2 separate regions of the Mus musculus genome follow, and region 1 is linked to region 2. A link is a loop called in an ENCODE intact Hi-C map of the cell type or tissue named here. Cell type or tissue: left cerebral cortex. All regions are shown on one strand. Each heading gives the region's core, and the rest is flanking DNA. Links, peaks and the distances in the headings are about the cores only.

Evidence for each region. Peaks named below come from ENCODE experiments on the same cell type or tissue, not always from the same donor. Only the 100,000 strongest peaks of a DNase experiment are listed, where the experiment ranks them.
Region 1: it touches region 2 in a loop (4-fold over the local background); 5 of 42 quality-filtered maps call a loop at or near these places.

What each region holds. Positions count from the first base shown.
Region 1 is chr19:53,856,095-53,872,035 of GRCm38, forward strand. Rbm20 (RNA binding motif protein 20) reads left to right here. Exons shown (of 14, transcript NM_001170847.1): 13 at 3,298-3,419; 14 at 7,986-10,986. The coding sequence ends at 8,096. It overlaps Gm41863 (a long non-coding RNA gene), which reads right to left and starts at 4,261. Exons shown (of 2, transcript XR_877918.3): 1 at 3,597-4,261; 2 at 1-693. Gm30990 reads right to left here. Exons shown (of 8, transcript XM_030251154.1): 7 at 15,903-15,941; 8 at 15,691-15,816. In left cerebral cortex, for the core only: a CTCF peak has its summit at 6,504; DNase peaks (open chromatin) are centred at 6,676 and 6,966; H3K27ac peaks cover 857 bases.
Region 2 is chr19:53,799,787-53,815,727 of GRCm38, forward strand. Rbm20 (RNA binding motif protein 20) reads left to right here. Exons shown (of 14, transcript NM_001170847.1): 2 at 13,462-14,554; 3 at 15,730-15,791. Among named protein-coding and RNA genes, the nearest start is that of Gm16299, 17 kb to the right of the region's middle. In left cerebral cortex, for the core only: no CTCF peak of the experiment used is centred there; DNase peaks (open chromatin) are centred at 7,664, 7,847, 8,551, 9,964 and 1 more place; H3K27ac peaks cover 3,078 bases.

The DNA of each region.
Region 1 (15,941 bases), core at 2,919-10,918, 56 kb after region 2:
ATCTGATTTTGTTTTTGTAAAGGGCCAGATTAGGGTATAATTAGCGTACAATAAAGGTCACATATGTAAAGAGTGTGGTTTGGTCAGTTTTGACATAGGCGTGCATTTGTGCTGCTTTATGGATTTGGATATACCACATTTCTGTTTGCCTACCTGGTGATGGGCATTGGAGATGTTTCTAGCTTGGACCATTATGCATCATCTTCATTTAGCGTAGAAAGCTGATAGCTTATTGCTGTCTACTTTCGCAAACCCTCCAGGACGGGATGCTGCTGTTTTCTGTGTTTGACAAGTGCACAGACTAAAGATCCTTCCTCAGGATCGTACGGCAAGTTCTGGAACTTGGGATGTCTGATGGCACAGGAAAAGAAAGGCCATTTCTGTGCTGAAGAGCACGGGTATCCTTGGGTTCAAATCCCATCTCTGCTGCTCGGTGGCTGGACGACAAATAGCAACGTATTTAACCTTTTCGCTTTGAGCTGTTTGTCTCTGGGAACCTGGCGGAAAGAATCCTCGGTGTCGACTAATTTTGAGGAGGAAATGATTGCAAGGTCTCAGAGCTTTTCCAGTAGCAGAAGTTTAGGAAGGGCTGGCAGGTTGTTTGGAATTATTCTTCACCGAGGTCCACCCTGCTTCTTCTCACTGGGGCTGCAAACCCTTTATACCACAGAACTGGTCACTACTGCAGAGAGACTTCGAGAAACATGAGAGACAACATTCAGGCCCCTGTGGCAAACACAGAGGTGAAATACAGGCTGTCAAGGACAGGGCCCCCCATTGGGAGAATCGAGAGGTCAGACTGGGGGTGTTCGTGGCTGGAGAAGGGCTTTGCCTGTGTGATTCAGGCCAGCACTCTGACTCCAGCCAGCATGAGCCTGCCAAGGCCTGCTCTTACTATAACCAAATAGCATCGCTGGCAAAAAAGTGAGCTTCCCCCTCTCCAACGCTGGCTTTACTAGGGTGACGGAGTCATAATTACCCATGCCAGGAGCTATTATTAGGAGGCAAACGCAGCTTTAATGACAGTACTTAATAAAACCTGAAGAAACGGAGGGCTCCTGATCTCACCATGGCTACGGGAGTGATCCTCCGTGCTGCCATTTTTCTGGTCCTTACATTTCAGGCTCGCTGAGAGCATGGTAGCAGGCGCTGTGGTGCCCTCCCCACCCCTGGGCTGTACTGTGGCCTATCTAAGAATCCTCCTGTCTCCACTCAGCTCTCTCTAATGCTCTCTTTTGATTACTGATATTGACCTAACCCACTGGGCAGGGCCTGGGAAGAAAGTTACTGCCCAACCATGGAAATGGTTCTCTGGGCAGCCTTGGGAAAGGAAGGCTGGAGGGTGGGTGGGTGGGTGAAGGCCAATGCTCGGATGTTTGGATTCTGTGTTCCTAAATTAATGTTTTCCCGAGCACCGGGTGAGGTGACAGGTGCTCCCTCATAGCACCACGTGGCAGTAGTGCAGAAGAGAAAACACAGTGCAGAGCAGGTCACCAGCACCTCTGAGGTCACGACATAACTAAGTGTAGAGGGCCTGTGTGGCCCTAAGTGCCATTGCACATCACTACTGTGGCTTCTGAGCTGCTTGGCTTTACTTTTGTTGGTGTGGTGGGAAACTTTACTCAATGGCTGAGAGCTCGTACACAACCATGTATTTGGTAGCTGTAACCCTCTGGTTGAAAGGGGCCGTGGCTGCCTCAGTCTCCATGGACTCTCCTGAGGTAATTACACTCTTTCCGGGAACCCCAGGACAGGGTAAGGAGAGCCTGGTCCACACTAGAGTCCTTGGGGCTCTGTTCCTGGTACAGCCCAGCTGCACCCTGCCGCCCACAGGGTCCAGGACAGGATGGGAGGCTGGGCTCTGATTGGAATTCTTTCCTAATACATTGGAGGCTCCTGGGAAGCCGGTTCCTACAGCCATCGCACAGCTATTTTGCAACAGCAGAAGAGAGAGATCGCGAGTCTTGCTTGATGCCTACTTCCCAGCTACAGCCTGGAGCATTCTCCCCCCCACCCACCCCGCTAAGCTGGGCCACATGTCTATCCTCTGCACACAGAGGGTGAAGAAGAAGGACACTCAGTCTCTGGGAGTGGGGGCAGCTGAATCTGAGTGACACTTTCTCAGTTCTGGGAATTGCTGTTGAATCCTGGGGGCTCTGCAGATAGCAAGCTAGCAGCTGCATGGCTTAGAGACAGCCCAGGTCCCAGGCTTCAGTGTGGAGCTCTGCGCTGGCAGGCTGCAAGCAGTTTCCTGGGCTTTCTTGCTTCTCCTGTTCTCTCTCAGAGCTGCCCTGTTCATATGTATACATTTACTATCATCATCGTCATTATCATCACCATCATCACCATCAGTTATTATTGAGCTGTAAAGGAAAGCTCTATTTATAAGATTAGATCTCCTGAGCACCAGTAGAGAAAGAACAGGGGGGCAGACTGTGGTTAGGAGGCTGTCTCAGAGCCCTGAGGAATGAGTGCCTCATCACAGTCAACCCATTTTCCCAGATTGTCCCAGCAGAGGACATGAGAGCGGCACCTTCTGCCCCGGCTGCTGTGGTCTTGAAGACTCCCGTCAAGGGGGTAGAACCTGAGTGCCCTAGGCTTAGCTCTTCTGGTGGCACATGCAATCCTAGCACTGGGGAAGCAGAGGCGGGTACATCTCTGTGAGTTCCAGGCCAGCCTGATCAACAGAGCGAGTTCAGGTCAGATGATAAGGCTACAAAGTAAGATCCAGTCTCAAACAAATGCAAAACAACCACAAAACTGCCCCTCCCCCAAAGTCCTGTATATCAACAAATCACTCAGAAAGACATGTTTACATTAGAGTGAATGGGTGAATTTTCCTCTTACTATTGTTTGGTTTTATTTTTTTTTAATGAAGATGATCCTAAAAACCAACCCCCAAAATATAGAGAATTTCTCTATACTTGGTCACAAAGGTAGAGAAGGGAGCCCAGCAGATGTGAAATCCTTAGAAAAGAAACCTTCCCTGGCCCTCCTCCGATGGACCCACACATGAAAGGCAGGGCCTCGTTGTATAATTGCTGAGTACCCTCCCCTGCTTGTGGCACTCCCTGACATTCACAGCCACCTGTGAATGGAGTAGGCGCTGTGCTGTCATCTCTCTCTGGCCATGTTGTAAATGTGGATAATGAGGTGAGGCTTGGAGGAGTTGCTCCACCAGAGTCAACAGAAAAGGAGGCGGGGCAGTGAAGGAGGCGGGGCAGTGAAGGAGGCGGGGTCCATGGAGCCACCCACTACCTTCCTAACACTGCCTGTCCGTTCCCCACCCTTCCCCAGGAGTGGAGTTCGTGGTTCCCAGGACTGGCTTTTATTGCAAGCTGTGTGGCCTGTTCTACACAAGCGAGGAGGCGGCCAAAGTGAGCCACTGCCGCAGCACTGTCCACTACAGGAACTTACAGGTAACCAGCCCTCATGCTTGCCCCACCCACCATGAGGTCTTCCAGCCTTCAGTCACAAGCCAGGCACCCAGAGTCTCAGGCCTCACTCGCCTCTGACTTAAATGTCCATCTTCAAGGACAGGCATAGGGACTTGTCCTCTGGCATGCTTTTTCAGACGCGCTCCTGTAAATACATACCTCTTTGAGTATGCAGAGAGCACCTGGCTGCCAGGCTTCATTCTAAGAACACACTCAGAGCATCCATTCCACCATGATGGTATTTAGACATCTGCCACACCCAGTGAGGCGGAGCGGAGTCAAGTTCCAAGCTCTGCTGTTAATCTTCTGTAATCCTCTGACACACGAGAAGCCAGGCCTGGGGGCTTCAGATGCAGGTATTCCTGGGTCTCTTCCTCCGTGCAGATAACTTTTTTTTTTTTTACACTGGAATGAAAATCATAGTTTTGCCCCATTTAAATGTTCAGATGGCATAACAAATGGTTGCCTCGGGCTGCTCACGAACCCAGACCTGTTCTAGGCTCTGTAGAAACAACAGCAGCAGATGTAGACTAATCCCTCTTTAGGGCTTCCTGTCCAGTGTAGGATACCAGTGCAAAACAAAATAGCCAACACATGCTCTATATTAAAATATCACTTACAAATATACTAAACCCACAACACATTTCATCCAAGCTAAAATGCCTCTATTTGTAAATACCACTTTTTCCATGTTTATTCTTTGTCACAGGGGGCATTGGGCCTTTAAATATACTGGTCGCACACTCTGCCTCTGAGCCACATCCCCAGCCGGATACACGATTTCAACACCAATTAGGAAAAGTGATACAGCAAATTAGACAGTGAGACTCTATCAATTGTAAGAGGCATTTTTATTTCAGAGATGTGTCTTAAAGTCAGAGAGCAATGCTGATGGATAGTCACCATTCTGCCAAGGCCTCGGACAGAAACCCTGTCTGAGATGGCAGAGGCTCCTGGCTCCCTGATGGGCAAGCCAGGGAAACGTGAGCTGAGGTGAGATAGAACTGAGGTGATGTCTATACCTAATGTGATATAGGTTTCATGATTAAGTCCTGGCACAGGCTGGGTTTTACATGTATTTCATTTGTTCTCTCTCTCTCTCTCTCTCTCTCTCTCTCTCAGGAGGGAGTAAGGGAGAGGTATGGGTACTTCAAGACAATTCAAGACAACTGCATTTTTACCGTCAGAACCAGAGTTGGGAGGTAGGGAGCTGGGTCAGGCAGTAAAGTGCTTGCCATGTACAGCTGAGGCCCTGCATTTGGATCTTTGGCACTCACGTAAAAGCTGGCCATGATGTAATGCACACCTATAATCCTAGCCCTGGGGAGGCAGAGACAGAAGAAACTCTAAAACTGACTGGCCAGACAGTCTTACCAAGTTGGCAAGGTCCAGGTTCAGTGAGAGACCCTGTCTCAAAACACAAGACAGAGTGACAGAGGCAGACACCTAATACTAGTCTCTCTCTCTCTCTCTCTCTCTCTCTCTCTCTCTCTCTCTCTCTCACACACACACACACACACACACACATACACACACACACACATACACACACATGTATACACATATACACACATGGACACCACACACTAAACAAGTAAATAATTAACCAGTGTTTGAGCCACATGGTTCAATCCAAGAAGCGCGTGTAGTGTCTCAGTCCCTGTTTCAGGGCAGACATTCCTCTCATCGTTAACCTTTCAGAGTAGCTGATCTGATGGTGGGTTCTTTTTAAATCGTGCGTGTGTTATTTTGTTTTTGTGCTCGAGGTAGGAGCATGCATGTGGAGGTCAGAGGACAGCTTAAAGACATCAATTCTCCCTTCTACCATTTGCATTCCCAGGATCAAACTCAGGCCCTCGGGCTTAGAGACACTCACCCCTGCCCACTGAGCTGTTTCGCTGGACCTTAGCTAGCGGTTCCTAAGCAGGAATGTGAGGCTTGGCATATATGCGATAAGTCACATACTGGGGTGGAGTGGTAACGGGAACATGAGCTCCCGGAAGGGAGCAGCTGCTCTATGACCACAGAAGTCAAGGACCAGCAAGGAGGACTGTCTCCATTCAGGGAGGAAAGGGAATAGAGGCCTGGTTTGGCCAGGGCAGGGATCTCAGGCTGGGCCCTACAGAGATGCTTGTGGACAGTCATCCAGCCTAAAGAAATCAACCTTCATAGACCTTTTGCACGCCAGGAGGGAGGGTCATGGGGGTACTCAGGTCCTGATTTCCCATCAACTTAGCTGGCATCTTTTAAAAATGCATCTTCTTTGAGCCTACCCTCCCTGCTTGCTTATTCCTTTTAGTGTAGACCTAGGAATCTTCACTCTTAAAATTGTATGGTGCTGAAGATCAAATCCAGGGCTTTGGACACACTAGACAGAGGCTACACCACTGAACCCCATAGCAGGGCCAAGAACCTTCATTGTCACAGTCTTCCTGGGAATGTCTTAACTCCTCAGTGTGACCCTCTTTGGAGGAATTGTGTAGCCCCCCCCCCCCACCAAGGAGACCCCAGAGTTCAAGCTCACTCTCACTAAGAGATGAAGGAAGAACTCAGAGACTTTTGGGGCAGTGGCCTGCACTGTGTTCAGGGCCTCTAGGGTCAAGCTCCAGGCAGCCTCCCAGGGCCACAGCAGGGCACCACCCATGTGCTCCCAAGATATGCGCGCGTGCGCGCACACACACACACACACACACACACACACACACACCTAGATGCATTGGGCGTAGATGGTGCCTCGGGTCCTCACTCCCTCCCACCTCAGCTCACGTTTCCCTGGTACACCTTTTATCAGGGAGCCAGGAGCCTCTGCCACAGCCATCTCAGGTAGCGTTTCTGTCAGGGGCCTTGGCAGAATGAATGCCTCAGTCTCTACAGCCTCTCCCACTTTACTCCAAACCACAAGTGTGAAAAGTGAAGAAGTCTGACCCACAGGGCAGGTGCCAGCTGACTCAAGTCAGGCAACTTAGAAAGTTAGCATTCATCAGGAGACCTTGAGTCGGGGGTCCCACTGGGGATGCCCTGGGAGGCAAGAGCAGGTCATAGCTGCCTCAGTGAAGCCTCTGGAAATCCCGCTATGCTGTTGCTGGTCATGGCTCTATGTGAGCCTACAGGGGGTGATCTGGCACAGTAAGCATAGCCTTACTGGGCATGAAGGTGGCTGCAGGCTCCCAAAGAAGAATGCATACATATGCAGGGCGCTTATCCCCTCAGAATTCGCGAGTCAAACAGAGAAGAAATCAGGGCTCTCCAGCAGCAGCCTCGCCCACAGGCATCTGCTAGGGGGCCCTTCTCCAAGTTAGACTACCCCCACTTCTAAAAACTACAGTTTCATAGCAGGAGGAGAGTGAGGATGATGCCATTGCTCTTACTTAACAGATTTGTTGGGGGGGGGAATGGGAGGGGTGGAGAGAGGTGAGGGACTCCCCCCATCTTATGTCTGGTTCACCTCAGCCTGACATTCCTGAGTATTGACGGTGTCCCCGGCAAATCTTTTGTGAGGCATCTTGTCAGTTCCCCACTCACAGGAAACACTGCCCCCACTCCCTGACTCCTTGCGAGGTTGTCATGGTTACCCTCACTAAACAGACATCAGGGTGATTCAGTCACTTGCCTGCAGAGATGGAGGATTTGAACCCAGGACATCTATTAGCTGGACCTGACCCTTTCTAACTACCAAATGAAGCACTGCTTGGATTGCTCTTACTTTTCCAAGACATTCAGGCCTCTCCTCATCTGATCTCACAGCACCGATCCATGTATTACAAACACAGACCAGCCCCAACTGGTTTATTAGTCATGGCTGATCACAGCCCTGAGTGCTCCCAGTACTGTGGAGGTAGTCCTCCACTAGAGACAGGTCATGCTGTTTTTCAGTCCACTGAGGGTCTCTAGGCCTTCCCCCCTACAGGTTATCCTATAGGATTGTTGGGCATCTCCAATGTCACCACGTCACCAAGGGCCAGCCCTGGGTTTCTGCTACCTGCCACCTCCCCTCCTTCTGTCACTCTCTCTAGAAAACAGATAGCATTGTTGTGAAGAATGAGCTCATGTAAGCCAGGCAGTTAGTGAGTGCTTGGCAATAAGTGGGGGCCAGAAGGTTGCTTGCTATGGTCAGTATCTATACTTTTCACTTTTCTCTCAAGAGACTTACAATATCTGTAAACTAATATGAGGTCCCATTGCCCTAAGATAGCTGGAGAGGGAAGACATGGCCCCAGTGGTCCAAAAATGATAGCAAAGCAGTCCTACACACACACACACACACAGAAACAAACATACACACACACACACAGAGACAGACAGACAGAGACAGACAGACACACATACAGAGACAGAGAAACAGAGAGATATGAACACACAGGCGTACATGCACACACACAAAGAAACAGACAGACACACACATACACACAGAGGCAGATGGACACAGAGAGAGACAGAGAGACAGAGAGCTACACACTCATGGGCGCATGCACGCACATACAAACACACACACATCACACCCACTGACATCTCTTTGTCTGCACTGTCACACTGTCCCTCTCTCCACAGAAGTACCTGTCTCAGCTGGCAGAGGAGGGCCTGAAGGAGACGGAGGGGACAGACAGCCCAAGCCCCGAGCGTGGTGGGATTGGTCCACACTTGGAAAGGAAGAAGCTATGATATCGGCGCTGCCACCGTCTCTGGAAGATGGATGGGAAGCCTGCTGAACTAAGGCCAGCCTGGCCTCAGGCACAGAACTGAGACCAGAGAGGACGGAGAGCCAGGCAGGACATGGTGCTTGGGCTTGCAGAACAGGCTGAAGTCTCTGGGAGCTGGGCTCACCCTTCCGGGCCCAGCCACCGAGGGTGACCAGCTTCCTGTGGGTTCCTGGTTCTTTTAGTCTGTTTTTCCTCTCTCCCTCTCACCTATCCCTTCTGTGCCAAAGTTCATTTCCTTTTCATAAAATCCAGCTTCTCAGGGATTGTCACTGTGTTTCAAGATTTGATTGGATGTGGTAGGTCGGTCGATGAGGCTGGGTCACTCAAGGAGTAAGTTTAATGGAAGGCCTTGACTTAGTCACTTCAGTGCACCTGCGGTGGCCTTGCAACCTGGTTTCTGTGGGTCCCAAGGGTAGGAGAGCTGAGTCAGGTTCTGTGCAACCAAGGAATCGCTTGGCAGAGGTGGAAGTGGTTTCACTAGGATTTCCTCCAGGTGGATCCCGCCATTTTGAAAAGGCATCTTTGTCTTTTGTTTCAGTCTCAGACGAGTGCTGGGAGCCGAACCCAGAAGCTTGTACATTCTAAACAGGCGCTCTACCACCGAGCTATAGATGCCAGGCCAGAACGTCCCAGGGTTTTGTTTGGAGACAGGGCCCATGCAGTCCAGTTTGTCTTTAGTTTCCTCTGGAGCCAAGGTTATCCTGAACACCTCATCTTCCTGCCTCTACCTCTTGAGTGTTGTGATCACAGGTACCGTTCTGGAGGTGAAACCCAGGGCTTCCAGCACAAGAGGCAAGCATACCCCTATTTTTAGGAAGCCATTCATCCTCATCCTTGGCTATTCTAGAAAAATCACTGGGCTAATGCCTTAATGTGTTATTATACCATATTGTAGTAGTCATGTATTACTACACATTATTAATAATAAATTCATATTTATTTTGTGAAGCAAAGAAGAGCCCAACAGTAAAGAAGCTCTGATAGATTCAATCCAAACTTCTCAGTTGGAGGATGGTTTGGGATTTGTTCTATCCAGGACAGTGAATTTGGTATAGATTCACTTTAATTAAACTTGAGGCCAGCCATGCCTTCTCAAGGAGGAGATAGATGGCGGGCCTACAGCGCATGCTGACCTCTGACCTCTGCACTGCTGACCAGCATCAGCTTAACCCAGGAACAAGGGACTGGCATCTGACCTTCCTTCATCCTTGGTGCCTCTACTTTGGGGTAGTTGGTATTAGAATGATTTGAAAATGCTCTCCCAATCGAAGGAGAAACTAGGACACTTGGCTTGCTTGGTTCTTGTAGGTAGGGGTAGGGGATGGAGGGACTGCTGATGCCAACTTGGAGGTTAAAACGATAGAAAGAACTGGTCCCTGATTCCCAGTGGGGTCAGTACCCCCGTCCCGTGTGGGCTGTAGGGTCTTAGTGGAAGGTCTTAGGACAGGGGTACTATAAGATATGAACTCCACTAGTGCCACAGAACAGACCCCAGTGTCAAAGAGAGCCTGGCACTGTCTTCACAGGTGGACACGCCTCCTTGAAGGGGCCCTCCATGTGGATGGTTTGCTTATATGGTCGCCTGTTTATGTTCCCAAGCAAAGGAAGGTAGTTTAGATAGGGAGCATGCCTCCCCCCCCTCCCCTTATATTCCATTCTAGACTCTGCACAAACGGAAGGGCGATAGAGAAATGATTTAGTTCAGCGCTGACATTTTACCAGTGAGGAAGCTGGGGCACAGAAAGGAACGGGGCATAGAACCTAAAATAACCCTGTGTCCACTTTGAGGCCAGTGGTTCCTGGGCAGGAGAGAACTATTGGAATCTATGAAGGAGGAGTTAAGGCAAAGAGGGGCCAGTCTGGAAAGGAGTGACAGGAAGCTGGGGCTTCAGGAAGATGTAACCCGTCCCCTGGTGGATCCCACAGGAGGTGACCCAGAGCTGTAGTCATGAGCAAAGTCTCTTCTGATTCTCAGAAAACCTTTGACCTCTGGAACAACTGCTGGCCACATCCCTAAATTCATTAGCACCTCCATCAGAAGCTGGGCGCTTGATCTTCCAGCAGAGTGAGGCAGACCTCCCAACCCCACTGGCTACTCTGTTAAAGCCTTTGTACGGAAAGCCACACGGCCCAGTTCTCAAGCAGTAAGATGGTTCCCTTGGTTGTAAATCGACCTTCATATTAGCAAAACCGAAGGGTGAAAGAAATGGCAGTCTCCTTTACATTTAAAGTCATGGATGGTTCTATATGTGTGTGCGTGTACATATATACATATATATTTTTATATAATTCCATGGTCCTTGCATTTTTTTTTACTCCTGTGTGTGTGTTCCATGCATCATAGTATTGAAGACAACCAGGAAAATATTTATTTCTTTTTTAAAACATGAATTCAGTGTCTCATCAGTCATTACAAAGTGTCTCTCCCTGAGGTGGCTCATGAAAGGTTGCTACCTTATACAAAGAATTCATTTGCACCCTGGATTAATGTGTCAGAAGGCCTGTGTCCTTTAGTGTCACTGTCAGCACCTGGTGGTACTCCAGGTGGCACACCCAGAGGCTTTTGTGAGCTTTTGCTATGAGCAGCAGCCATTAGCGGTCAGGCTTCCCATTCTTGGACAGTCCGAGGCGGTGATCTTTAAGATTATACTTGAACTGGACCAGAGATTGTTTTTGTGAGATTTTGAAAACCAGAACTATTAGTTAATTTAAGTTTGAACTTGTAAAGTATTAGAATATTTTGAGTCTCTTATATAAATTGTCACCACTTTTTCTGATCTCTATAACTGACCTAAAGTGTTTGTTTTTACAAAAGGATAAATGGTTTTTAATAAAGAGAATTTGAAAGCTTGTGAGTGGCTGTGTCATGCAGGGGTCCTTCTATAACTGGTCAGGGGCTCACAGCACTTCTATGCCAGCATTTGGTCTTCTTTTGATTTTCCAGTTTGTGTGTGTGTTTGTGTGTTGTGTGTGAGTGTGTATGTGTGTGTGTGGTGAGTGTGTGTGTGTGTGTGTGTGTGTGTGTGGTGAGTGTGTGTGTGGTGAGTGTGTGTGTTGGTGAGTGTGTGTGTGTGTGAGTGTGTGTGGTGAGTGTGTGTGTGTGTGAGTCTGTATGTGTGTGTAGTGAGTGTGTATGTGTGTGTATGGTATGTGTGTGTGTATGTGGTGAGTATATGTGTGTGTGAGTGTGCATGTGTGTGTAGTGACTGTGTATGTGTGTGTGTGGTATGTGTGTGTGTGTATGTGGTGAGTATATGTGTGTGTGAGTGTGCATGTGTGTGTAGTGAGTGTGTATGTGTGTGTGTGGTGAGTGTGTGTGTGTGTGTGGTAAGTGTGTGTGAGTGTGTATGTGTGTGTGGTGAGTGTGTGTGGTAAGTGTGTGTGAGTGTGTATGTGTGTGTGGTGAGTGTGTGTGCACGCACACACCTGTAAGTATGATGCACATATATGCAAGCGCATTTGGAGGACGACAGAAGTCGATATTAAGGCATCCGTCTTAACCTCTCCCCACCTTCTTTAATTTTTTTTCCAGTTATTTCCCGAGTATGTGTCATGATGTACATGAAGGTCAGAGTATAACTTGTGGGAGTTAATTCCCTTCCTGCCATGAACGTCCCGAGGAGTGCACTCAGTTCATGTGTCATGATGTACATGAAGGTCAGAGTATAACTTGTGGGAGTTAATTCCCTTCCTGCCATGTAAGTCCCGAGGAGTGCACTCAGTTCATGGCAGCAAGCATCCTTATCCACTGAACCACCTTGCCAGCTTAAAAATCCAGTCAATAAGCAAAGTAGGAGGAAGGATCAAGACTTGGGGTTTTTTTTGAGGCTACCCTACTCTTAAACGTGTGGGGCTCTGAGAGCATCATGGTAGAAAAAGAAATTGAGAGCTCTTGGAGGTGTGTGAGTGTGTATGAAAGGTCTCTTACTAGAGCTTGTCAATTTGGCTGAGCTTGTTGGCCAGTGAAGCTCAAGAATCCCCCACCCCCACCCCCACCCTGAGTGCTAAGGTGATAGGCTCTTATGTAAGTACAGAGATCCAAACTTGCATCCTCTGGTTGGCGTGGCAACCAACTTTACTGCCAACACCACCATCTCCAACGCCTTCAGATCTTCCAACGGTTTGAGCAGAGACTACAAACCAGCCTCCACTTAGGTCTCTGGCTAGGAAGCCAGAAAGAATCAGGCTTTCCGTGGCCTAACGGGTCTACGATGATCCTTCTGGAAGCCTGGAGCTTTTCACAAACCTATAGTGTTATCACCCAGTGTTCCCCAATCTTCTAGTGGCTGAACCATCTGTCTTGAAGCAGGGTCAGGCCATCTTTGATGGTGGACAACAAAGATCTGGTGGTCAGTGCGACTGTGGACACTGTCCCTAGCAGAGGCCTACCTTTGCTGTAGTCACCTCTGTCAGCTCCTTGGCTGGGTCCATTTCCTTGAGCTCAGAAGGAAGTGATGCTATGGATGACCTCCAGGGTAGGGGGAGTTTGCTGGGAAGAACATCTGGTGTGCTGCAGGCAACCAATCTTTGCTTTATGTCACAACCTTCCACTGTTCACCAGCTTGTTCAAGTGAAGCTATGCGAATCTCCTGGGCCTCTTGGCTAGAGCTTCCAATGGCCTAGAACCTTCTCTATGCCCTTCTTTTTTGTTAGCAGTACTCTTTAAGTCAGTCAGGATGGGATGGGCAGCCTGGATGCAGAGGGCAGAGTGGGGCCACCTGCAATTACTGTAGCAGATTACAGATCTAACAAATGTTCCTGTTGGGGCTGTTATGGCCCCACCCCCATCCCCACCCCAGTCTCATTATGGCCAGCCAGGGGTGGGGCCCAGGCCTCTAATCCCCAACAGGGCTGGAAAACATCCTTCCTTGTAGCTACTGTCTGTGTTCTAACTTACCAAAGTCAAGAGTGGACCAGAATTCCTTCTATGCATTTCTGCCTTTGGTCAGGGCTCAGGATGCCTGAGGTACTCCAGTGTCAGGTGTTCAATCCCGAAGTATTGCTGGCTGTGCACACCTCTGGAGAACATAGCCCATTTGCCCAGGTCCCAGGGCTATGCAGTGTAGACACTCTGATATAGACCTACCCTGAACTTCCCCATGCTTATGCAGTCTCACCTGCTCTCTGATGTCCCTAAAGACTGGTTCCAGGCCAATCCCCTTACATTCAGATCCCACATTGTACCCATACCTTTCCTGACTGGCTTCCATGATGTACAGACTGGGGTTGCTCTTTACAGTGCATTAGTCAGGGAATTGGGGATTTAGGTCAGTGGCAGAGTGCTTGCCTAACAAGTGCAGGGCCCTGGGTTTGGTCCTCAACACCAGAGGTGGGAGGAGGAGACTCACAATGCTGATGTTGTTGGTCTCTGCTCTGTGCCCTTAGAGCATCAACAGCTGACTGTCAGCTGTCTACATGGGCCGTGGTGGAATGTCTAGGCATACCTCTAAGAGCTCTCAATTTCTTTTTCTACCATGATGCTCTCAGAGCCCCAAGCATTTAAGAGTAGGATGGCCTCAAAAAACCCCCAAGTCTTGATCCTTCCTTCCTACTTTGTTTATCGACTGGACTTTTGAGTCAGGTTCTTGCTGTGTTTCCCAGCCTGGCTTGGAGTTCCTGAGCTCAGTCCCTACCTCAGTCTTCTCCAACCTCATGTTCCTGTGCCCAGTGTGCTCTTTCGTTTTGCAGGGGAGATAGAAAAGACAGGGGCAGGTACAGAAAGAGGAAGTGACTTGCCTTCAGCGACTCAGTTTCTTAGAGTTCAGTATGAATAGTACTACTGGGCCACACAGGGTGCTATTAAATTATCCAGGGAATTTTTCAAGGCTGCCTCTTTCTGGACATTGACAGTCAGCAACTCAGTGAAGACAGATCCTTGGTCTAAATCTGAATAGCTTGCCAGAATGACAGATTCAATCAGCCAAGGTGAAGCCTGGGCATTTGTATATTAGCAAGCCTCCAGGGAATTCAGATGGTGGAAGCTACCTTCTATGACAACTAGGGACTTCCCCACCAGTTCCTAGAATAGAAGGGACTTTTATTATACTAGGTACACATGCAGGAGAGACTGAATGGAGACCATTCAGAGGAGTACAGAGGGCTGTGGTCTAGAAAGTGAGACAGGGACAAGCCTGGCTCTGGTAGATGGAGCTGGTGTGAGCTGGTGTGGTGGAGGTCAGGAGAGTAATTCTGGAGGCAGGATTTGTCTAATGGGACTCAGAGTTACTGGGCATTGTCTTCAGACTCTTTATAAACTTAAAATTTTAAACATGCATATTATGTATTTTGATTATTATAGCTAGTTCCCATTATCCCTTCCCATCCCCTCTGAACTCTTTCTTCTCTGGGTTTTCTTTCTGTTAGTGGGTGTGAGTGTCCACTCCGTAGCCCCTGGAGATGGTCCCTCTGGGGAGACTGCAGGAAGGGGGACTTGAGCATGGCCAAGGCCATGTCGTGTCAGCAGGAGCCCTGAGGCTCCTGAGTCCATTCTTTCTTGCTTTGCAGGAACCAATGGACCCAGCATTAGCCCTGCTGATTCTTGAGGCCCTCTGCAGGCCACCTGTGTGTACTCTGCAGAGACCAAGTCCACTTGGCTTTGTCACAGTGCTGGAACATGGGTACTGATATTTTCCTCAATAGGGAAAATGAGGCCCTGAGAGACAAAGTCATTTGAAAAGGGCTGGACAAGCTGTGGGCAGGGGAGCTAAACCCTAAGCAAACATTTATTTCATGTCTTTTTTCCCCTTTTCCTTCCTTCCTTCCTTCCTCCCTCCCTCCCTTATCAGTGCACCTACCTTCCTTTCCTTTCAAGGTAAGTTTTTACTACGTATTCCAGGCTGGTTTTGAACTTAGGATCCTTCTGCCCGAGTCTGGTGAGTGAGTACTGACACTATAGGCATATGCTATCACACTGGGCTTCAAACCATGCGTGCTCTTGGCCTCTTTCTCCTCTGCCCACCTCAAACCTAACTTTTGTTCCCAGAGGCCAGGGGCTCTGGGTGAACCAAGCACGGCACTGCTCAGCTCAGCTGTTGTGCAAGTCTTCTCATTACTGAACTCTAGACAGCAATGGCTCCATACCCCCCCTTCCTAGAAAGATCAAGGAAAGACCCCACACAGAGGAGAAAGAAGAAGAAAAGGAAGGAGGAGGGAGGGGAAAACCAATTTCTTTCTGTTCTCCACTCTGAAGATCTTACCTGGGGCCTGTGTCTTGTGGGGACAAGGGGGACTAGATGAAGGGAGTCCCTGGGGCTATTCAGCTTCCTCCTGCTCCAAGCAGGCTAGGCTGGAAAGAAAAGCACTTGCTTTCTGCTCTCTTAGCTTTAGGGACTTCAAACCAAAAGGTGGTTTCCCTGGCCTCAGAGCAGCAGCCGGCACTTGAGCCGTTTGCCTCCTCTTCTGCGGTGAAACTGTTTGCCTGCTAACCCCTTTCCTACAAGTTGACAAGAGGCACAATAAAAGTCAGATGAGACCAGATTAAACCAACTGAGAACTGTTACATGATAACCGAAGAAGGTTAGAGGCTACAAGGGTGTGATCTGCAACAGGTGACTGACCTGTGACTGTGAGCTTCAAAGGAGGAAGTGTGGTCTAGCCGCTCTCTCTTGTTGGAATCTCCGTGAGGGGGAGGTTGTTGTATTCCTTGGACACTCTCTGGAGATGTTGTTAGGATGCATTTTCCTCTGTGTTAAGGAAGTCTTATTGTCAACCTGACATCCCTGTGTCCAGAGACTCACACCTCCCATCCACCTGAGAATCACCCCTTTACCTAGAGTCAGAGAACTTCCTTGTTCTGTTCTCAAATTCT
Region 2 (15,941 bases), core at 3,613-11,612:
GAAAATGATAGGGTATGGGAGAAAGGAAGAGTGAGTATGTTATTCTTAGAGGCTACATTGGCCAAAATTGCCCCAGACTTGCAGGCTGGTTCAACACAGCCTTGCAGATACAAGCAATCCCGAGACAGTTATGGATGTGTAGGAGACTGTACCCTGTCTGTCATGTCACCATGTCACATGGCTGGGCCCCCTGGAAGCCTGTCTTGTGGGTCGCTGGGGAACGCATACTGCTTTCTCTGCACGCATGGATTTATCATTTCCCTCATGCACGTGCTGAGTTCCACTCCTGAGAGGAAAGGCAGTCCCACCCCTGTCAGTTAGAAAACCACCAGGCCCTCTTCGTGAGACTTGCACGCTGTCTGATAAGAGCAGTGCAGAGCACAGGAGACTAAAGGTCACATAGGGAAGTTGGGCCGAAAATAAAGCGCTAGACGCTCCCTTTAGTGACCGTGGGCAGTTATGCAACTAAAAGTCCTTTATTCTGTGGATGACCTCAGGTGGCTCACCATGTCTTTCCTGGTCTTGTGCTTTTCGTTTTCTGTTTGTTTGTTTTGAGACAAAGTCTCACTTACATAGCCGGGATTGTCCTCAAACTCTCAATCCTCCTGCCTCAGCCTCCTGAGTACTGGGTGGAGAAGTGCACACCACTGTCTGACCTATATAGTCTTCTTAGTGTAAACTGGAAATGATCACATTTGAACTCACTACCCATATGGTTCCTCTGGAGACTGATTGTGCGTGGGCGTGGGCGTGGGCGTGTGTGTGTGTGTGTGTGAATGTATGTGCATGCGTGTGCATGTGTGTGTTGCAGCAGTGGGCGACTCCTATTAACCTACCAAGTGAAAAGCCCAGAACAAAAGAGAGAACGCAGGATTATCATCGATGCTATGAATCATCTCGGAGAGCTGTCATGGTGATATGAATCACCCTATGGTAATGTTGTGGCAAAGGCCCAAACACGGGTTAGCAGCAGTGACCCGGTAATCTTGAAATTAGTCACAGAGGCCTAGCCAATGATGATCCAGCAACACCATTGTTTGTGAAGAGAGTGTGCAACAGCCCTCCCTGTCTCCAAGAAGGAAGAGACCCCCCCTGCTGAAGGCTGCGTTCCACTCTCACCCCCGCACCAGCCCTGGGGCTCCAGTCCTGGCTCTGCTCTCTTCAGGAGTTCGACTGGGGTTGGAACAACGAGACTTTTGTATTTCATCAACTTCCCTGGCTTTTGCTTTCCTCCCTGTGTTGGACAGGTGGGTTGTGACCACAAGATGATCTCTGAGACTCCTTGCTTCTCAGATCTATGACATTTAGCTAGAATTTCGAACTTGCAGCCCGCACAGGACCTGGATTGTCAGAGCTAGCATCTTTGTAACCTGGCATTTTGAAACCCGTCTCTGTGCTACATAGCCTGACCCAGTTTCTGAGAGCATTACAGGAAAGTTAGTTTTTCCCCTTTTAATCACCATGTAGTTATGTCATTTATTGCAGTCAGGGCAGACAATGGTACTGGTCCAGTAGGGTGCGTCCAGCCTTTCCACCCCCATTTTCTTTATATCTGGGGCCTTTGCACTCCTCCTGTCTGGTTCTCCTTGAAACACATTGTAAATAATATAAATTATGAATTACAGTGTTGTAGAAAACTTGGGGATGTCTCATAAGTTCATGGCACTTTCACCTGGAGGCATGGTGAGCTTCTCTGAACTCTTCTAAGATCTGCATATGTGCAGTCAGATTTAACTATGGAAAGATGAAGATCTAGGAGATATTTAGCTTCCAGGAGACAGCAGAGGCCCGACCCCTGAGCTGCAAGTTGCACTTGGGTCTCCTGTGAAGTCGTACCCACAGTGAACAGTAACTCCTGCCTGGCTTCATTAATCTCACCTGGACTATGGTTTATATCTTAGCACAAACAAGCAAGGGCGCATTTGTTACAGTCTGGAAAGTGAGCTGAGTTGAACTCAAGAGTGGTTTTAAATTCCCGAATCGCTTCTCTGGGAAGCCATCGTGCTCACTGTGAACAAAGTTGGTTTTGTTGGTTGGGCACTGACACGCTCCTGGCTTGTCTGCTGGTCAGGGGGACATCACCAGGGACGAGCATGTGGCTGCGCTGTACAGGGCCACAGCACGGACCTTCAACAGCCTTGCAATGTGCTGTTGCCTGGTTGAGGTCACCCAAGGGCTGTTGCCACTATCTCTGCAGCTTGAGCCTCTCTCCACCTCTGCTCTCTCCTGACAGAAGCTGCCCACCCCCTGCCTGCCCTTCCCTTTCTGTCTACTTTCACATCTCCACATTCTTAGCTTCCTTGTTTGTTGGCAGAGCTCCCATGCTGCCTGTTCTCAGGGTGACAATGATAAGGATAATATTAGCAGCGATAACACAACGGCAGGAATAATAATAGCAGTGGTTACTTGCTGGGTGGTAGGAACTGGGCTAAATACGGTATGCACCCTTCCACTCTCAGAACAAGCCTGGATACATCTGTCTTCCTTTTAATGATGAGGACCTAAGGCCTTATAGAAGCTGAGTACTGGCCCAGAGAGACTAGCTTATGAGAGGTAAAATTAGGATGGTTCTAAGTCTCAAACCTGTCTCTGAGCATAGCCCCTGCTCCCCAGTTGTGATGCAATCACATTATCATGACTGACACTTCGCTGATATGGCTGAACCAATGACTTCACTCATTTTATCCTGACTCTCAGTGGCAATGAGAGCATCCAAACATGTGACTGTTTCCTAGAATGAAGATGGTTCTCTTCACACAGAAAATGCCCTCCCCAAGAACAGCCTGCAGAACGCTATAACTATGTGGGACCTGGCAGTTTCCAGGACGCCCAGACAGCGCTTTCTTTACCTGTGTGGGCCTTAAAGGGAAAGAGTGTAATGTGGGTGTTTGTTTGTTTATTTGTTTTTCAAAACAAAATAGGCACACTGTTTCGGCGGGGGGGGGGGGTGGGGGGGGGGGAGGGCAAGAACATCCCTGCAAATTTGGAGATAGTTTGGTCTCCATAGCTAGCACCAAGAGACCCAGGGCTAATGGCAAGATCCTGTCTCTAACTGAGTGCATACACAGGTATGCTGAGGTGCAGGGAGGTGAGCCTTTTCCTTTCTCACTGTCACATGGCTGACGAGAGACGGGTTGAGATGAGGACCCGTGGCGCCTGAGCCCTGCTCCCACTCATCCAAGGACAGCCCACGGCCACACAGGCACCCACTCTGATCTTGCATTGCCACCTTGCTGAGCAGAAGGATCAAGCAATGTTATCCCTTTTCAGTGAAGATCTTTCCTCTTAGAAGAATATGTTATGCAGATGTTCTTAAAATCACTGTAAAAATATTTGAGGAAAAAAACCATCTAATTGATTAATCAATTTTTTAAAAGATTTATTTATTATTATACATAAGTACACTGTAACTGTCTTCAAACACACCAGAAGAGGGCATCAGATCTCATTATGGGTGGTTGTGAGCCACCATGTGGTTGCTGGGATTTGAACTCACGATCTTCGGAAGAGCAGTCATTGCTCTTACCGGCTGAGCCATCTCACCAGCCCTAATTAGTCAATTTTTGTTGACAGAGGTACATATGCCATGGTACAGTCAGAGGCATTTGGTAGAACCTGTTTACACTTATCAATCGTATAGGTCTCACGGATCGTCAGGTTTGGTGGCAAGGGCCTTCATCTGTGGAGCTAACTCTGTAGCCTTAGAAAACAGTTTAAGGGCCGGAGAGATGGCTCAACAGTTAAGAGCTCTGGTTGCTCTTCCAGAGGGTCTGAGTTCAATTCCCAGTACTCACATGGCAGCTCACAACTGTCTGTAACTCCAGTTCCAGGGGACCTGAGACCCTCATACAGACATACATACAAGCAACGCACCAATGTATATAAAATAAAAATAAGTAAATAACTATAAAAGGGGGGTTAGAAATAGTTTGAGGGGAGAGAAATTTATTTCAGCTTGCAGCTTTAGAAGCTTCCAGTAATCCTGGTTCACGACATTGTTTTTTGGGGACCTCACCAGGCAAAGGTTCATGGTAGGGAGAGCATGCTGGAACAGAGCTGTTCCTTCATGGAGCCAGAGTACAATATAGATTGGGGCAGGACACCCTTCAGACCCACGTTTCCAGTGACCCCTTCCTTCAGCCAGACCTCATCTCCCAACAACCCTCTTAAATGAGAACTGAGCCAATAAATAGATTAATCAGTTGATGAGGTTAGCACCCTTGTGATCCAATCACCCACCAACAGAGCGACCAGCAGGGACCATACCCACAGGAGTTCCCTTACGGGCAAATGTCTGGCACAAAGCCAGCTCAGTGCTGCAAAAGTCATGTCCTGTATTGAAGGTGTCACAGTCATTGGAAACTGCACAGACCCCAAGACTGCTTCTGCTGCTCATCTGTGTGGAACATCTCTGTGGCCAGAGCTGGATCCCTGCCCCTGAAAAAGAGTCCCTCAGACCACACTCCACCTTGTGGGGGCCTCTCCTCCAAAACCTCACTTTTACCCTGGCTTTGTGGTCATGCTGTGCTCTTATCTAAGGATGGAGGAGTATTCTGTTTTCAGAACCTTCTAGAAACAAAGTCTTTGACTGGTGGATGCTCATACCAAGGTTATGCCCAGGGTCCCCCTGCAACAATTTCCTGGCTCTCGCCTTTCCACAGAAGATACTGGTGGGATCCAGAGAACCCTGGTCAGTGTGGGCCTTGGAGAAGAGCAGAGAGAGTTAAATGCAGATCATTTAAACAGACTGTGGTCTTTTAGAGGTGTTGTTGAGGTAGGGTCTTGCTGTGGAGCCCAAGGTGAGTTCTGACTCACTTGTCTTAGTCACCCGAACTTTGGGATAACAGGATGTCACCACAGCCAGTTTGTAACATGAATGGTTTTTGGTTTTATGGTTTTGTTTTTATTTATGTGCGTGTATGGTGTGTGTGTGTGTGTGTGTGTGTGTGTGTGTGTGTGTGTGCACAGAGACCAGATCTTCTAGTCTTCTGTCACTGGAATCTTGAGCTGCCTGCTTGAGTGCTGGGAACTGAACTGCAGTCTTTTGCAAAAGCAGAAAGCACTCTTAACCGCTGAACCATTTCTCCAGACCAACATTCTTATTTTTATTAAACAAATTAAGGAACTATGATGGGAGACTCCGGAGTATACAGCCAGGCACAGTGGGCTCAGGGAGCCCCTGGAATCTTCCATTGCTGCCTTTGCCCCATCTCGAAGTCACTGCCCTCTGGGCTGGCTTTATTCTTAATCAGCCTCTCTTTGGGTGATGGCTTAACAGCTAGCTTAGCAGCCGGGCATGACAGTGAATCTCTGTCCTGACATCATCAACAAAATATCATTGAGTGTCCCTGCAATCACTGGGACCAAGGCAATGTGATGCTGTGACCACCCCAGCCTGAGATATTGCCTGGACACAGTGACTTCTGTCACCGATAAAAAAAAAAAAAAAAAAAAATCAATCCCAAAGGTGGAAATGTTAAGCAACAGTCCCCTAATCTCTTAACAGGTAGATGGCAACCTGGGTCCCTGACCACAGGTGACCCTCCCTCTATCAGTCACACACTGCGGATGTGTCTCCACACCTGTCACTGGGTCAAACCCAGGACCTTGTAAGCCTTTGTTCAGACTTGAGGGGAAGCCCTTGGGTTGTTCTTTTCTTTCATTGGTTAAATTTCTTGCAAAGGGCAGTGTGAATCTGTCCTGCGTGAGCTTCCTCAGTCAGAGCACACCACACCCTTCCTGTGATCTCAGGGAAGTCTCTTTCCCCATGTTCCCCCCCCCCCCCTTTTGATTTCTTCTTTATCTTTCTCCACTTTTATGTATCCACATCTGGAAGCTTTGCATAGCTCACACCAGATGCCAGTCGACACAGGCTAAAAGATTAAAGTTCTGAAGGAATATCTGGTCCTTTGAAAGACTGTGTCAGACAGAGCAGGGTCCTGTGTGTGTCGTTAACGTCTTACTTTTAGAGCAGGATGAAGATTTTTATCATCCCAATCCTTGCCTCCCTTGCAGGTCTCTGTTTATAGCCCTGGTTAACCTAGAAAATCTATGTAGATCAGGCTGGCCTCAAACTTTTAATGACCTCCTTCTACCTACCTTCTTGGTAGTAGAATTATGGGCATGTGTCTCGATGGCCAGATGCAACCCATTTCTTCTGGCCAAAGGCTACTGTATCATCGCATCTTGGGACAATTAGTTGGGACAACAGGCACACTCTCCTGACGGGAACAATAGGTTGCACATCCTTTCTCAAGGCAGGTTTTCTTCCACATCTCTACATCCCAACAAAATAAGGGTTATTAGTTTGTCTTTCTCTAATACTTTAGTTTGAAAACTCTTCAGGGAAACACTGGTTTAATTTTTTTCTCTAAGCACACTACTAGAGTTTTAAAGCTAATTATACACTGCAAATTCTTTGTAGCAATTAATGGCTCAGAGACATAACCTCAGCCTGGGGGCACTGGAGCCCTCCCAAGCTTCTTGGTAAATCAGAGCCTGTGCAGTCAGCTGCTGCATCTGTGAGGGGATCAGGCTCAGGGGAGGGCGTCTGACAGACATTGCCACTCCCGGTCCAAAGCATGTGCGCTACTGTGTTGTTTTCCCTACTGCCCAGCCTCGAATCTGCTGGGGATGGCTGCAAACAGTGCAGCTGTTCCTGGTATAGGCAAGAAGATGTGGACTGAATCCTGAGCCACGCGCTTTCTAGACAGGGACGTTCTTGAGGTCATTGCCTCTGGAGAATCAGGACAGCCAGAACAATGCACAGAGACACTGTCGCAAAGACAGATGGACGGATTGACAGACAGGAAGGAAGGACATCCTTCAATTTCCCCGGTTCTTGGTGGGAGGCTTGCAAGTGTTGCATGTGGAATGTACTCAGTGAACTCAGTGTGCGTGAACATAACCTTTCAAGCTGAGGTGGATAGGTAATCCTCCCAGGCCTGGGAAGCTGAGGTGATGAGGTGGATAGGTAATCATCCCAGGCCTGGGAAGCTGAGGTGGATAGGTAATCCTCCCAGGCCTGGGAAGCTGAGGTGGTGAGGTGGATAGGTAATCCTCCCAGGCCTGGGAAGCTGAGGTGGATAGGTAATCCTCCCAGGCCTGGGAAGCTGAGGTGATGAGGTGGATAGGTAATCCTCCCAGGCCTGGGAAGCTGAGGTGGTGAGGTGGATAGGTAATCCTCCCAGGCCTGGGAAGCTGAGGTGGATAGGTAATCCTCCCAGGCCTGGGAAGCTGAGGTGGTGAGGTGGATAGGTAATCCTCCCAGGCCTGGGAAGCTGAGGTGGTGAGGTGGATAGGTAATCCTCCCAGGCCTGGGAAGCTGAGGTGACCAGAAGTTTCCATGAGGTTTCATCAGCAGCCACCTGTGTGCCGTAGGACAAGTTAACTTTTCAGTGTTGTAATAAGGGATTGAATGGACCCTAAAAGCGTGCAATTCTATGTTTTTTCTGTTTGCCACTGCTGTGAGTGAAAAAAACTAGCTGGCTTTGCAGAGTCCTCTGGTGACCTTGTTTTGTGGCGTATATAACCTTAGCTTCCCAGGCTCTTGGGTGTCTGTGCTACCCAGACTTCTAGCAAGATCACTTCCTGCCCACAACATGCAGGCCCACCTCAGCTCTCTAAACAGACTCACCCTCAGTATCGATGTCTTGGGGAAACTGTATTCATTTCCTGTTACCACTGTAACAAATCACCACAAATCTGATAGTGTGTAGCATCATAGATGAGTGAGATTCTAAGATCCCTCTCAGTAGGTCTGTAGTGGAACTGTTAGGAAGAATGCCTCTGCCTCTGCCCTGGCTCTTCAGGAACATTCTTTCCCTTTCTGTTTTGAATTTCTAGAGGCTTCCTGTACTGTCTTGGCTCATAGTCTCTTCCTCCACTTGCACAGACATCAGCGCATCATCTTCCCTTTCTGTGATGAGTGTTTCCATCTCTCTGACTTTCCCCCTCATCGTTCTTGTGGTCACACAGAGCTCACCTCGGCAATGTCAAGGTGATCTTCTCTTAGCTCAAGATCCTTAATTGAATCACTGCTGTAAAGTCCTCTTTACCACGTACGGGGACACTTACAGGTGCATGCATGTCTGTACACTATGTGTGCTGCACTCACGGAGGCCAGAAGGTGGCCTTGAACTCCCCCCCACCCACCCCCCGGAACTGGAGTTACAGTTAGTTGGTAGCTGCCATGTGGGAACCTGGGAGCTGGTCCTCTGGAAGAACAGCCAGTGCTCCTTAGTGCTGAACCATCTCTCCAGCCTCTATCCATTCAGTTACTAAACCTAGACTTGGGGAGAAGCATACTGAATCTCCCACGCTGAGGTTGGGCGGTGAGTGACTATACCCAGGTGTGCAACGGCACTGGGAGGCTGTAGACTTAGAAGCCCCATCTTGAAGTACTCAGGCACTGTACTCACATAAAGCGCATTCGTCTCCCAGCCGCCGCCGGGCTCTGAGAAGCCACAGCCATTTAAGGTCTTCATTGCTTAGCTCCTGGCGGTTGCCACAGCCACCAAGCTGCTGGGAAATGCAAGATTCTCCAAGACACACCGCTTTCTTTGGGGAGGGGGTGTGTGTGTGCTTGAGTCTTTACATAAATGAGAAAGCCTAACATTGTCATCTTCATTTGGCTGTGGAACGTGTTTGTATTTGGATTGGAGTGTGGGTGTGCCTCGTGTTCTGGGGACTCTCTTAAAACAGCAGTAAACCTTGAAATAGACGCTCCTAGAATACTGTGTGGCCTCCTTCCTCCCTCCCTTCTCCCCTCCCTTGTCCCCTCCCTCCCTCCCTTGTCCCCTCCCTCCCTCCTCCCCCTCCCTCTCATTCTCCTTCGTTTCCTTCCTTTTTTTTTCTTTTGTCTTTTGAGACAGAAGTCTTATCATACCCAGTCTATCTTCAAACTCAACACTAGCCTTGAGTCATCTGATCCCCCTGTCTCTATCTTTCCAGCTCTGGGATCACAGGCGTGTATCACCACCAAGCCTGGCTAAGTTATTAACTCTTGCAGGCTAAGTATTTTACGACTTTTATTTTCTTAGATAGAACAGTTAGTCTTTTTTTTTCTCACCTAAGATTTTGGTTTAAAAGGGATATATTCTGTGTGGATGATTTGTGTGAAATCACTTCTGTGCAAGTTTGAATAAAGCTGGGGACAGTAAGAATTTGTAAGATTAAAGCAGAAACAGAAGGGGACCCGCTCCTGGGTCTGGTTGTGCCAGGTCTGAATGGTGAGGTTCTGATCTTCGTGTGTGCCTGGTCTGAACAATGAGGTTCGGGTCTAGTTACGGGCTGGGTATGAACAGCGAGGTTCTATAGTCGTATCCACATCTGACTCGCTGCCACACTGCATGGCTGCTTTTCCTTGTTGGGGAGATGGCTCTTCTTTAGATAACCTTTCAACACCCAGGAGGAAAACCTCTAGCAAGGACTTGCTCCAGCCCAGAACCAAAGGTTAAAAAACACAGCTGCCTTCTCTGGGGAAAACAAAACCAACTTTGTGCTCCTTTGGTCATAAGAAACACATTGGCACCTCCTTAACACCTTGTCAGTAAGGACAATCTGTGTAGTGGCCAAGCCTGGGGGTGGAGCTGCCCTGTTGGGTTTGCCTTCTAAAGCTTTGCTACCTGACAGTACACAAGGCATAATCATTCATCAGTCGGGACCCTCCCTCCTTTCTTGTTAGCCCCTCCCCACTCTGTTACAGCCATGATGGTGCCATACCACACAAGGGCTCATGAAGCTGAGATGCCCCCAGCGCAACTCCCCAGAGTGCACAAGGCCATCCCTCCTCCTTCCCCATATCTTAAAAGGCAGCAGGCGCGCCTCAGAGTGCAGCTTGCATGCTGCCTGGGTATCTCTCTTCAGGAACTTGTAGAAAGTTTTTGATTCCTCACACAAGAGGGAAAGAACAAAGGCTTGGTTTTTTTTAAATCTGACTTGGCAGTGTGTTTTGTTCTTGTTCTTGAGCGTGGGTGTGCCTCATGTTCTGGGATCTCACTTCAAACCAAACAAGCCAGCAGCCCAGGAGGATATGTGCCGGAGGGAGGAGGAGGGCTGCGAGGCTCCTACTGTACCTGCCAGGTTGGGGTTCGAGTCTTATAGGCTCATCCACTTTACTTAATGGCAGTGAGTGTTAGAGCTCTAGGTTCCTGCTCTACAAAGTTGAGATGAAAATGACCTATCCTGCGTGGCCCTTGACCTGTGTGACTTTTGAAGTTCCAAAAAGCTCACACTGGTCCCAGGAGCCTTACTGGAGGAGATGGTCCTACCCAGTTACCTTCTCCAAGCATGAGCCCCCTTCCCTTAAAGGAGCTCCAGGGAGGGAGGTGCGGTGTGCCCACACCCTTGTTTGTCTCTCTCTCACCCCAACCCTCTCCAACCCTCTCTGCCTGCTGTGGCCCTCCCCGCCCCCACTCAGCTTATCAGCTCTGAGTTTTTATCGCACAGGGCCTGGGACAGTGGAGACAGATGTGTCCCAGCTGTGCATTCCCTCCCAGCGCCTGCTTTATAAGGAGATTGGCTGTGCAGCCTGGCTGGTCCATCAGTCCAGACTTCAGATTTCACTGGCGCGTTCAGGTGCCCTGGGATTCCATTTCACCAGCATCCCGAACACATTTCTTGGTTACACCCACTCCCCGCAAGGGGAACCTTAAGACACAGAAAATATGGCTTAGCCAAAAGCCTCGACTGTGGAAACCGCTTATAGCAGATTCACCAGGAAAGCCTGTCTCATTTATAGACAGTCCAGTCTCTGTTTGCCCAGAAACACAATACAGTCAACGGACAAGGCCACAGAGCGATGTGGCAGACCGGCTCCTCCCATTTCTCCTAAGATTCTGTGAAAGTTGACTGGCACTTACTACCTCGAATTTAGATTTTGTTTTTCACTTATAGGGTTTTTGGTTGCTGTGTATACTACTGATATGTAAAAGCTGTTTTACTGTTTTTGGATTTAAAATGAGGACTAGGATGAAAATATGTGCCATAAATATACACACAGTTTATTCTGGCATACTTTTCAAAGCAAGGAGCATATGGACTTTCTCATGCCACTAAAATGATGGGGTGAGGAGTTAGCATGCTGGGCTGGTTTTTATGGTTCAGGACACAATCTCTACAAATTATTATTATTATTATTATTATTATTATTATTATTATTATTAATTATTGGGACAGGCATGCATTTGCATGTGTCATAGTATTCTTATGGAAGTCAGAGGACAGTCTGTGAGAGTCAGTTCTCTCCTTCCACTATGTGGGAGCTAAGGAACCAATCTCAGAGAGTCAGGATTAGTGGCAGATTCTGTGGAGGTTTGGTCCATTGCTATGTACTGAAATGCTCAATTCTGTACTGGCAGGTCTAAGCCTATGAGTGAATTCTCACATTTACCAGCTCTTGTTGTGCAAATCTTGCTCCTTAATTTGGAACTATTGGTTAATAAAGATGACAACAGCCTTTAGCTGTGGAGAAGAGAGGTGAGTGGTGCTTGGGTGCTCACCCCGTCCCCGGCTGGGGTCTGAAGCAGAGACCACAAGGAGAGCAGAGAGGAGAAGACTCCTTGGGGTAGGTTAATCATGAGAACACGGCCATAAGGGATGGTGAATTGGGGTTCTGGGGCCCTGGTAGAAGATGGCAAGTTATATCATGGAGTTATTAACAAAGAATTAGAAATAGCATACAGGAAGCCGGGCGTGGTGGCACATGCCTTTAATCCCAGCACTCGGGAGGCAGAGGCAGGCAGATCTCTGAGTTCGAGGCCAGTTTGGTCTACAAAGTGAGTTTCAGGACAGCCAGGGCTATACAAAGAAACCCTGTCTCAAAAAAAAAAAAAAAAAAAAGAGAGAGAAAGAAAGAAAGAAAGAAAGAAAGAAAGAAAGAAAGAAAGAAAGAGCGAGCATACAGGGTTGATATCTGCTCAGCTCTAGTGCTTTAAGGCTTATTATAAATACAAAGCTTTTGTGTCTTTCATTTGGGAATTAAATGATCTGATGGGGTAGAAAACCCCAATTAATGTTTAACAGTACAGGATTGCTCTACCCACTGAGTCATCTTGCTGGCCCTGTGCACAACTTCTGAAGCTTTAACTGTTACAATAATACATGTATACATTTAAACAATAGTAGAAAAACAGTTACTTATGTATCTGTCTCCCTCTTGCTGGATTTTATTATTCTCAGCTGTTACTGTCATAGGAACATTTTCAGCTATCAAGTTTTGCCTTTGTATACATTTGCACAATTTAATTATTGAGTCAAAGACTATGACAGTAAAGATTGTGTTTTCCAAACCACCCTTATCAAAAATATAAGCTATCAAAGCTTTAGTATAAACTGTAACTCACTCTATGTCCTTTCTTTGCTGCCCTTCTGAGACAGGATCTCACTTTGAGCCACCACACCTGGCTGGCATTTTGGGTTTTCTTACCTTATCTCCCCATCATGGAATCTGGTTTTCATTTTGGAGGTTGTGCTAGTCAAGTGTTCGTTGGTAACGGTTCCTTTAATTACCAGGGAGAGTGAGCTTCTGTCACATGGCCTTTTCTCTTCTATTTATTTATTTATTTATTTATTTATTTATTTATTCACTTTATATCCTAGTTGCAGCCCCTTCATCTCCTCCCAGTCCTGCCCTCACATCTCTGGATACTAACCCACCCTGGTACCTCAAGTTACTGTACTAAGGATGTACTAGGTACATCCTCTCCCACTGAAGCCAGGCAGGACAGTTAGTTAGGGGAATAGGATCCACAAGCAGGCAATAGATTCAGGGTCAGCCTCTGCTTCAGCTGTTGAGGGACCCCATGAAAACCAAGCTATACATCTGCTACATACTTGGGGAGTTGGGTGCTAGGTCTAGCCCTTGTACGCTCTTTGGTTGGTGGTTCAATCTCTGGCCTCCAAGGGCCCAGGTTAGTTGACTCTCTTGGTCTTCTTGTGGAGTTCCTATCCCTTCTCAGACTCCCAATCCTTCCCCCAACTCTTTCACAAGACTCCCTGAGCTTCATCTAATCTTTGGCTGTGTATTCTTGCATCTGTCTTGGTCAACAACTGGGTGGCGCCTCTCAGAGGACAGCCATGCTAGGCTCCTGTCTGCAAGAGTAACAGAGCATCATTAACAGTGTCGGGGATTGTGTGCTTGCCCATGGAACAGATTTCAAGTTGGGCCTGTCACTGGTTGGCCATCCCCTCAGTCTCTGCTCCTTCTCTGTTCCTGTAGCTTTTGTAGGCAGGACACATTTTGGGTGGAAGGTTTTGTGGGTGATTTGGTGTCCTTATCCCTCCACTGGGAGTCCTGCCTGGCCTTCTCTATTGGACATGTATTAATGTGTGAGCACTTGTATGTAGACCTATGAGGCAGGGTCTTGTTGACATGGGGAAAGGGGCCACTGAGAAGCAAATGTGGTCCCCTGCCACTCACTGAGGACCAGCAATGCATGTGGACCTTTTGTCTCCCTGCAGTGCTGCCAAGCTCCTGGATAAGAGCCCCTTCTCGGTCAATAACCAGAACCCTCTGCTCACGTCGCCAGCCAGCGTCCAGCTGGCCCAGATACAGGCTCAGCTCACCCTCCATCGGCTGAAGATGGCACAGACCGCAGTCACCAACAACACTGCAGCGGCCACGGTTCTGAACCAAGTCCTCTCCAAAGTGGCCATGTCCCAGCCTCTCTTCAACCAGCTCCGGCATCCGTCTGTGCTCGGCACCGCACATGGCCCTACTGGGGTGTCCCAGCATGCTGCCTCGGTTCCCAGCGCTCACTTCCCCTCAACCGCAATCGCCTTTTCGCCCCCAAGCCAGACAGGAGGCCCAGGGCCTTCTGTGAGCCTCCCCAGCCAGCCCCCCAATGCTATGGTAGTTCATACCTTCAGTGGAGTGGTACCTCAGACCCCTGCCCAGCCAGCTGTCATCCTTAGCCTTGGGAAGGCTGGGCCTACACCGGCTACTACAGGGTTCTATGACTATGGCAAAGCCAACTCCGGCCAAGCGTATGGTTCTGAAACGGAGGGCCAGCCAGGCTTCTTGCCAGCCTCGGCCTCAGCCACAGCATCAGGCAGTATGACCTATGAAGGGCACTATAGCCACACAGGGCAGGATGGCCAACCTGCCTTTTCTAAAGACTTCTATGGACCCAATGCCCAAGGGCCACACATAGCAGGTGGATTTCCAGCTGATCAGACTGGGAGCATGAAGGGAGACGTTGGTGGGCTGTTGCAAGGCACCAACAGCCAGTGGGAGAGGCCCCCTGGATTCTCAGGCCAAAACAAGCCCGATATTACAGCGGGACCCAGTTTGTGGGCTCCACCTGCCAGCCAGCCTTATGAGCTCTATGACCCTGAAGAGCCTACCTCAGACAGGGCCCCTCCTGCCTTTGGGTCTCGGCTTAACAACAGCAAGCAGGGATTCGGCTGCTCTTGCCGAAGGACAAAGGAGGGACAGGCTGTGCTGTCCGTGAGGCCCCTGCAGGGTCATCAACTGAACGATTTCCGAGGCTTGGCTCCACTCCACCTACCACATATCTGCAGCATCTGTGACAAGAAGGTGTTTGACTTGAAGGTGAGTTACCCAAGAAGGGCTGGGACCCAAGCACAGACTCTAGCGGCATCTAAGAGAAGTCCCTTTGAGGACTATGGCACTAAACTCATCAGTGCCCTTTATGAGAATCGTAGGCCGTAGACCCTAAGGAGTTTTAGAATTACATCCCATCCTTTCACTGCTCTAAGGTAGAGGATGTCTTCCTCGAGATAGATGGAAAAAGCAGTGGTTTCCTCTTTCCCTTTGAGGATCTTTTTCTCCTTTGGGCTTTCTAGAAGCTTCGGTTCCTTCAAGATATATCTGTTGTACTAAGTTTGAAAAAGGGAAAAGTAGAATTTTGGGCCAAGGACAAAAGATCAATTCTTAGACCAGACCTAGACAAACCATTAAAGAGGACTCAAAATTTGCCGAGCGGATGGAGAGACTCCCACGCCTTCCATTGGTAAAGTGCTTTGCATTGCTGTGAACAGAACTTGCCTGGAAGAATGTTTGCGCCAAGGTTTACTGATGATACAGAGAAATATTCAAAGCCATAGTAAAACATAGGTACAGCTAGCAGACATTAAACTCTTCCCATGTGCTATACTCGTGACTGTAGGAGGTAGACACTGAGGTTGGGCTTTCTTGTTGCTTAATTGTGTTTGGAGAATGGGTCTCATTTAGTTCTGGCTGATCTTGGACTCAGTTCCTCCTTTGTGGGAGTCACACAGCACGGGTATCGTTCACGCTGCCCAGGTCATGTCTCCCAGAGGTGTCTCTGTGATTTGAGTGAGACCTTTCCACACAGTGAGGACAGTGATACTAGTGGTGCTGGAGGTTTCTGTCTCGCAGTCTTTTCTGAGGCTTTATAACTCACTACACCATAGACCAGAGAATAGCAGGTAGAGGGATTGCATGTGGCCAAAGATGGGTTACAGGTCTATGGACAGGAGACAAGGGGAAACTGCTTTCAAGTCTGGGGTGGCCATCCAAGATGGATACAGGGTATGCAAGTATAAGGAGTTAACAAGACTGGTACTTGGGTAGCAGCACCTAGAATAAGGAGGCATGGGGGGGGGGGCGGAAATGGAGACGAGGTGTCCTTATGGTCCAGCCTCAGGGTGCTCTGAGCTCCCTGCCTGGCTGGTGGTAACTGCCTTCACCCTCTGCCTCCCCGTGGACTCAGTTCAACTCTGGTCCTTTCTCTGGTCTTATAGGACTGGGAGCTACATGTGAAAGGGAAGCTGCATGCCCAGAAATGCCTGCTCTTCTCAGAAAGGTAAGCGCTGTCTGGATAGTTCCGTGGGTGCTCTGCGGGTGTTCACTGAGATGTGCTGGGTGGGGCACAGGAAAACTGCAGAGAGCCAAGCAGGGGAAGAAATCCCCCGCCACCAGAAGCTTCCACTTAATTGGGAGAACATGAGCTCAA